Linked DNA regions of Mus musculus: region 2 is linked to region 1. A link is a loop called in an ENCODE intact Hi-C map of the cell type or tissue named here. Cell type or tissue: heart. All regions are shown on one strand. Each heading gives the region's core, and the rest is flanking DNA. Links, peaks and the distances in the headings are about the cores only.

Evidence for each region. Hi-C counts contacts between places; a loop is a spot of excess contacts. Peaks named below come from ENCODE experiments on the same cell type or tissue, not always from the same donor. Only the 100,000 strongest peaks of a DNase experiment are listed, where the experiment ranks them.
Region 2: it touches region 1 in a loop (8-fold over the local background); 2 of 42 quality-filtered maps call a loop at or near these places.

What each region holds. Positions count from the first base shown.
Region 1 is chr7:44,547,354-44,550,252 of GRCm38, forward strand. Pold1 (polymerase (DNA directed), delta 1, catalytic subunit) reads right to left here and starts at 1,462. Exons shown (of 27, transcript NM_011131.3): 1 at 1,402-1,462. Nr1h2 (nuclear receptor subfamily 1, group H, member 2) reads right to left here. Exons shown (of 10, transcript NM_001285517.1): 10 at 2,263-2,778. The coding sequence ends at 2,632. In heart, for the core only: a CTCF peak has its summit at 1,651; DNase peaks (open chromatin) are centred at 478, 1,548 and 2,438; H3K4me3 peaks cover 1,565 bases; H3K27ac peaks cover 1,329 bases.
Region 2 is chr7:45,704,182-45,707,080 of GRCm38, forward strand. It overlaps Car11 (carbonic anhydrase 11), which reads left to right. Exons shown (of 9, transcript NM_009800.4): 9 at 308-490. The coding sequence ends at 333. Dbp (D site albumin promoter binding protein) reads left to right here and starts at 1,066. Exons shown (of 4, transcript NM_016974.3): 1 at 1,066-1,581; 2 at 2,425-2,835. The coding sequence starts at 1,443. In heart, for the core only: a CTCF peak has its summit at 1,504; DNase peaks (open chromatin) are centred at 200, 770 and 1,890; H3K4me3 peaks cover 2,500 bases; H3K27ac peaks cover 2,215 bases.

The sequences.
Region 1 (2,899 bases), core at 234-2,733:
TGCCATTACCCATAATCCAAGCTGTATGCCTCAAAGGCAAATTCAAAGCCAAGTCTGAGCTAGAAAGCCTGAGTCTCAAAAGCCAGTAGAGGTCTGGGGGTTTAACTCAGCAGGGCTCAATACTGAGTCCCACCCCAACCCCTCACTGAGGGATTCTAGGCTGTACCACTAACTACATCCTGGCTCTCTTATTCATTTTGAGACATCATCTCACCAAGCTGCCCTAGCAGGCTTAGAACATGCCATCCTCCTGCCTCCAAAGGCTGAACAATTGTTTCATGTCACCTCTCCCAGGGCTGCCAGATCCAAGGATTCCTGTACCTCTCCTGGAGGGGTGGCCCCTTAAGCTCCTCCACTCCCACAAACTGCTTCTGTCACCTCAGTCTCCCCTTTTCCCGGACAGGGATGTTCTTGGAGGCACAACGTTCCCATTCCCCTCAGGACAGTCAGACCCAGGTGCAAGCCCCACTCGCTAGAGGGATGCTCTCTGAAGCTGCAGCATCCTGCAGGACAGCTGTCTTCACTCCCACTCCCGCTGTGGTGATGGTGGCACACTAAAACAGTAACCATTCATTTTCCCCAGGGTACCTCACACACTGCCAGCTTCACACCTGGCTCCTCCCCTGGGACCCTGCAGTGACAGTTGCTCTGGGACTGTGGGATATGTCTCACCTCCCCCACCAAACACCAAACTGGGTAAGCAGACTGTCCCATCTAGTATCAATTTGCTTGTTCTATTTAGTATATAAAGCATCACATGGGGCCCGATGTGACAGCGGAATGGATATTTGAGCTTGTTGGCCAAGCTGAACAGCCTGAGTTAGATCTTAGGGAATCCACATAGCGGAAAGAGACAACGCCACAAAGTTGTCCTCAGATCTCCACGTGCGCATCATAGCGCACGCACTAAGAAAAAAAGAAAAGGCTCTAAGGCATTACTTTTCCTCCCATTCCTACTTTTTAAAAAAAATTTGGGGTTTTGAGGCAGGGTTTCTCTTGTGTATCCCTGGTTATCCTGGATCTCACTCTGTAAACTAAACTAGCCTCAAACTCGGAGATCCGCTTGTCTCTGCCTCACGAGTGCGGGGGATAAAAGTGCGCCACTATTCCCGGCTCATTCCTACTTCTTGCTGGACTTTCTGATACCGTCGCCTTGTCTCTCGAACAGCGGAACAGGCACCAACGCCCTGCACCTCCGGCCCCTCCCTCCTGGCTAGCGTGCACGCCGCTGAGCCCACACCCGGACAGTCCAGCGCACCCCAGGTCCTAAGCTCCAGGGGATCTGTCCTTTGCATTGCCAGCCTTGCTCTATCCTTCCCCCAGCTGCAGACATTCTGCGAGCACTCTGCTCGAGGCGTCAGCTGCGCGACCGAGCGCCCCATACTCTTCTTCCTTACTTACCGCCTCAAACAGCTTTTCCCGCCACAAGATACGCCGCCGTGACCCCTGAACCCTCTGCGCGCAGGCCCAGAGCTGCGGCGCGCCCGCTGGGTCCCGCCCCTAGCCCGCTTGGGCGATCAAACCACGTCCCACTCTGGAGGACCCACAACCACGCCTCTCGCAAGTGGCCCCGCCCCATGACGCTAACGGAACAAGGACACGCCCCCAGCATCCTGGCTCTTAGGGGTTTGGCCTGCGGTCCCCGAGCGCCCACTGCAGGAGCGTTAGAAGACTGCCACAGTGGATGCTACCCTGATGCTTTGCTAGAAGCAAGCTTCTTTTCTGTTTTCCTCAGAGTCCCTACACGCCCAGGTTCTTGTATAACTTCTGTTGCCCCACAAATCATTTCCTGACTTATGACACTCATGGCCAGATGCAGTCCTCAGCTTTTGAAAACCTGGCCCTAAGAAGTGTTCTTTTGGGCTGGTGAGATGGCTCAGTGGGTAAGAGCACCCGACTGCTCTTCCAAAGGTCCGGAGTTCAAATCCCAGCAACCACATGGTGGCTCACAACCACCCATAATGAGATCTGATGCCCTCTTCTGGTGTGTCTGAAGACAGCTACAGTGTACTTACATATAATAATAAAATAAATAAAATTAAAAAAAAAAAAAAAAAAAAAAAGAAGTGTTCTTTTGAGACCCTCCTCTTAAAGTTCCTCTCCTTTTCCACTGGCCTCCATCCGCCTTAGTGTCTCAAACTATGCTGTATGAAGATAACCTGTCTTCGGCGGAGCGACCCCTACCCCTGTGGCCTGAACCTAGACCAAGCGCAGTCACCTGGGCAGAGAGATGGCCCACCCTCTCCACACTGGGCTCAGGAATGGCTTGTACTCAAACTTTATTTTTGTTTTTTTATTAAATAAAAGGGGCAGAAGAGAGGGCCTGTGGTCTCCCAACTGTGGGGGGCCACCTGCCCTAACCTCTCTCCACTCAAGGTGCATGGTGTGGTAGGCTGAGGTGTAAGCGTGGGTGGGAGGGCAGCTGGGAACGGTCAGAGGCTAGGACCTGTGACCCTCACCACTCTTGGAAGACTCAATGGGTGGGGTGGGGCCTTCTAGTGCCAACTGCCGCTGAGTTTGAGGCTGAGCCCGAGGGACTGGGCCGTGACAATGTCCTCCCACCCCAGGAGGAGAGGTGAAGAGTCCATCTTCAAGAAGACACCACCAAGGCTGGGGCACTTGTGGCTGCCCCTACTCGTGCACATCCCAGATCTCGGACAGCAAGGGCGGCAGCTTCTTGTCCTGGAGTCGCAATGCAAAGACCTGCTCCGAGTGCACGGAGCTGAGGGTGCGCAGGCTCACCAGCTTCATGAGCATGCGTGGGAAGCGGAGCTGGTCCTGCAGGGAGAGGAGGCAAGTCGGTCCTGCTGGGGCCCTGTCCTGCAAAGCCAGCTTTGTCTGGAAAGCCAGCACCCTGAGTGGTCAGGCCCCAGGCTCAGTGTGCCCAACATGTGCCACT
Region 2 (2,899 bases), core at 123-2,622, 1.2 Mb after region 1:
GAATCAGCGTGGTACAATCCCTCTGTCTTTCTTACTGCCACTGTGGCTCGGCCCCGGGAAATCGGTTAGTTTCTTGTCTGGTTTCTCAACATGGTACAGCCCAGAAGACCATATCCTCTCCATGTACCTTTATGCAAACCAGCCTATTCTGCACGTCCCATGTGGCCTTCTTCCCTCCCTACATGGTCTGGTCCAGGAGCTGATCATTCCCCCAACTTGGTATATTCCATTCCCCCTTAGCAGCCTGACTAGTAGAGTCCTATGTGCTCAGCTCCCACACCCCTCAAGCCGGTGCTTCCCTTTGCAGTGGACGGTGGTCCTCACGGTCGCTGAGACTCCCCAACGAGGATTACGCCCGCCTGTTCTGAGTTTCCTCACCAGGGGAGGGGATTCACCCCAAAACAAAGCTATTAAAAGGACTGAATGTTTCCGGTTTCTCGGTGGTTTATCAGTCGCGATTGAGGAACATCTAGATATTAAAAAAAAAAAATCCTTCCCGAAGCCCACTTCTTTCTGCCTTAATCTGCTCTAATTGATGTTCTGCTTTTTTTCCTCAATGAGTCTGTGAACACTCGGCTCCTTTAAGAGGTACCCCTCTTGCCCCACACCCGCATCCGATAGCACGCGCAAAGCCATGTGCTTCCCCCTTCTTCCTGCCTCATTGGCCCGAAGTGGGTCACGGTCCCGCCTCCAGCGCCTCCTCCCATTGGCCAAATATAGGTCAGTGTCCCGCCTTCTTCCAAAAGGCGAGGCAACTACACAAGTTCAGCCCCTCACGCGCCTCCAGGGTCTTGGCATATCCCTTCATCTCATTGGCTGAGCGTCTCAAGGGCTCGAGACGTGATTGGTTCTTGCCAGAAGCCGGAGGAAGGCACGCGGCTGGGGTGCATGGCCCAAGTGGAGGGAGGGGGCCCGGAGGAGGGGCGCGCGCTCTGGCGTCCGGTGTTTTGGTTTAGATTTTTTTTTTTCCGCGAAAGAAGTTTGCTTTGGCCACGCCTCAAGGCTGCCACCTCCTCCTGCCCCCTCCTCCGCCCCTGGGTGCACACCTCTGGGTGCAGATTGCAAAGCTCCTTTCTTTGCGAGAAGTGCAAAATTGGCTAGAGCCAGAGACTCGCCCACTTGGTACAGAAGGAGCGCGCGCCTGTGTCCCTTGGGGACCCACAGTTGCAAAGAGACAGCTGCTTGATTTGGTCACCCACTCGCCCAGACTATAGGAGCCTCCCGGGACAGTCTTTGAGTTGCACCTTTCTGCAGAACTGACTGGTTGAACCCCCGCAGCGCTCTTAGGATTTGAAGCGTCCTGATCCTGGAGGCTTGCACGCCGCGCTCTCCCGACTCTGGGACACATTCGCCCGAACCACTGGAGTGTGCGGGTGACTGACATATCATCTCATCTCTTCGACTCTCCATGAGCTCATGAACCTGGGAGCAGGTCCACGGCAATGGCGCGGCCTCTGAGCGACAGGACCCCGGGCCCCCTGCTGCTGGGTGGCCCGGCTGGGGCCCCCCCTGGCGGGGGAGCGCTGCTTGGGCTGAGGAGCCTTCTGCAGGGAAACAGCAAGCCCAAAGAACCGGCCAGCTGTGAGTTCTAGTCCCACTGTGTTAGGGACTCAACTGTTGGGGTGGTGGTCCACGGCACCTATCAGCTAGGTGTCCCATCTTTGCTAGTCTTCATTAGGTCACTTAGGTCTTCCAGTCCATCAGCCTCCAGGACCAAATCTGACGCCTGGAGGGCCTAAGGGTCAAGTCCCTGGAGTGTTCCTACTTGAGGACAGAGTTTAGGTGCCAGACCCCTCTTTCTTTCCTTTGGCCTCAGAGTCTGGACCCCTGGAGTCCTAGGGGAAGGGAGGGGGTGTGTCGGATGCTCACACGGTGCAGACACGGGCTTGGGCGGGGCCTCGCAGGGTCACATGGAAACTAGGGATGAGGAATGTGCCTGAGCAGTGGAGCCCCTTCCAGCCCCAACAGACTGTGGGGGAGGGGATGAGGGTGCTGGGGGTGGGAGAATTACTGAGCTGTCACTTTTTCTTTCTCACCTGCCCAACCTTTCACCCACCCTGTCACTAAACCCTTCTTTCTAAACTTCCATCCTCGTTCTCTGGGTCGCTTGTGCTTGTGTTTCTTAATCCCCTCCCGGGCCCCTAACCCTATCCTTCTGTATACTTTTGCCTTTTCCCCCTCTCCGGGTCCCCGTCTCCCTGACCCTCTATTGCTGGGGCCTTGTTCTCTTTTCTCTCTGGGTCTCCCCAAGCCCCGTCTTTATCCCTCTCTTCTTTTTCTGGGTTCTCTCCCTGCCTGTACCCACCTCCCTGGGTCTTTGCCCTACGGCTCCCGTCTCCTCACTTCTCTGTATCTCCGCCATATCTCTAACTTGGGGTCCCTCCTGTGTCCCTCCACCCCATCCGGTCTCTCCCTGGCCTACAGGTCTCCTGAAGGAAAAGGAGCGCAAGGCAACTCTGCCCTCAGCCCCCGTCCCGGGACCCGGCCTGGAAACGGCGGGCCCAGCCGATGCCCCGAGTGGGGCCGTTAGTGGCGGTGGGTCCCCTCGGGGGCGCTCAGGGCCTGTGGCTGGCCCGAGTCTTTTTGCGCCGCTGCTGTGGGAACGCACTTTGCCTTTCGGGGACGTGGAATACGTGGACCTGGACGCCTTCTTGCTGGAGCACGGGCTACCGCCGAGCCCGCCGCCCCCCGGGGGCCTGTCGCCGGCACCCTCTCCAGCGCGCACTCCCGCGCCCTCCCCCGGGCCCGGCTCTTGCAGCTCCTCTTCCCCCCGCTCCTCGCCCGGGCACGCCCCCGCGCGGGCCACTCTGGGAGCCGCCGGCGGCCACCGCGCAGGTGCGGCGAAGGGGCGGGGCTGTCGGGCAGGGCGGGGCCTCGCGACACTTTTGGAAGTCTGCCC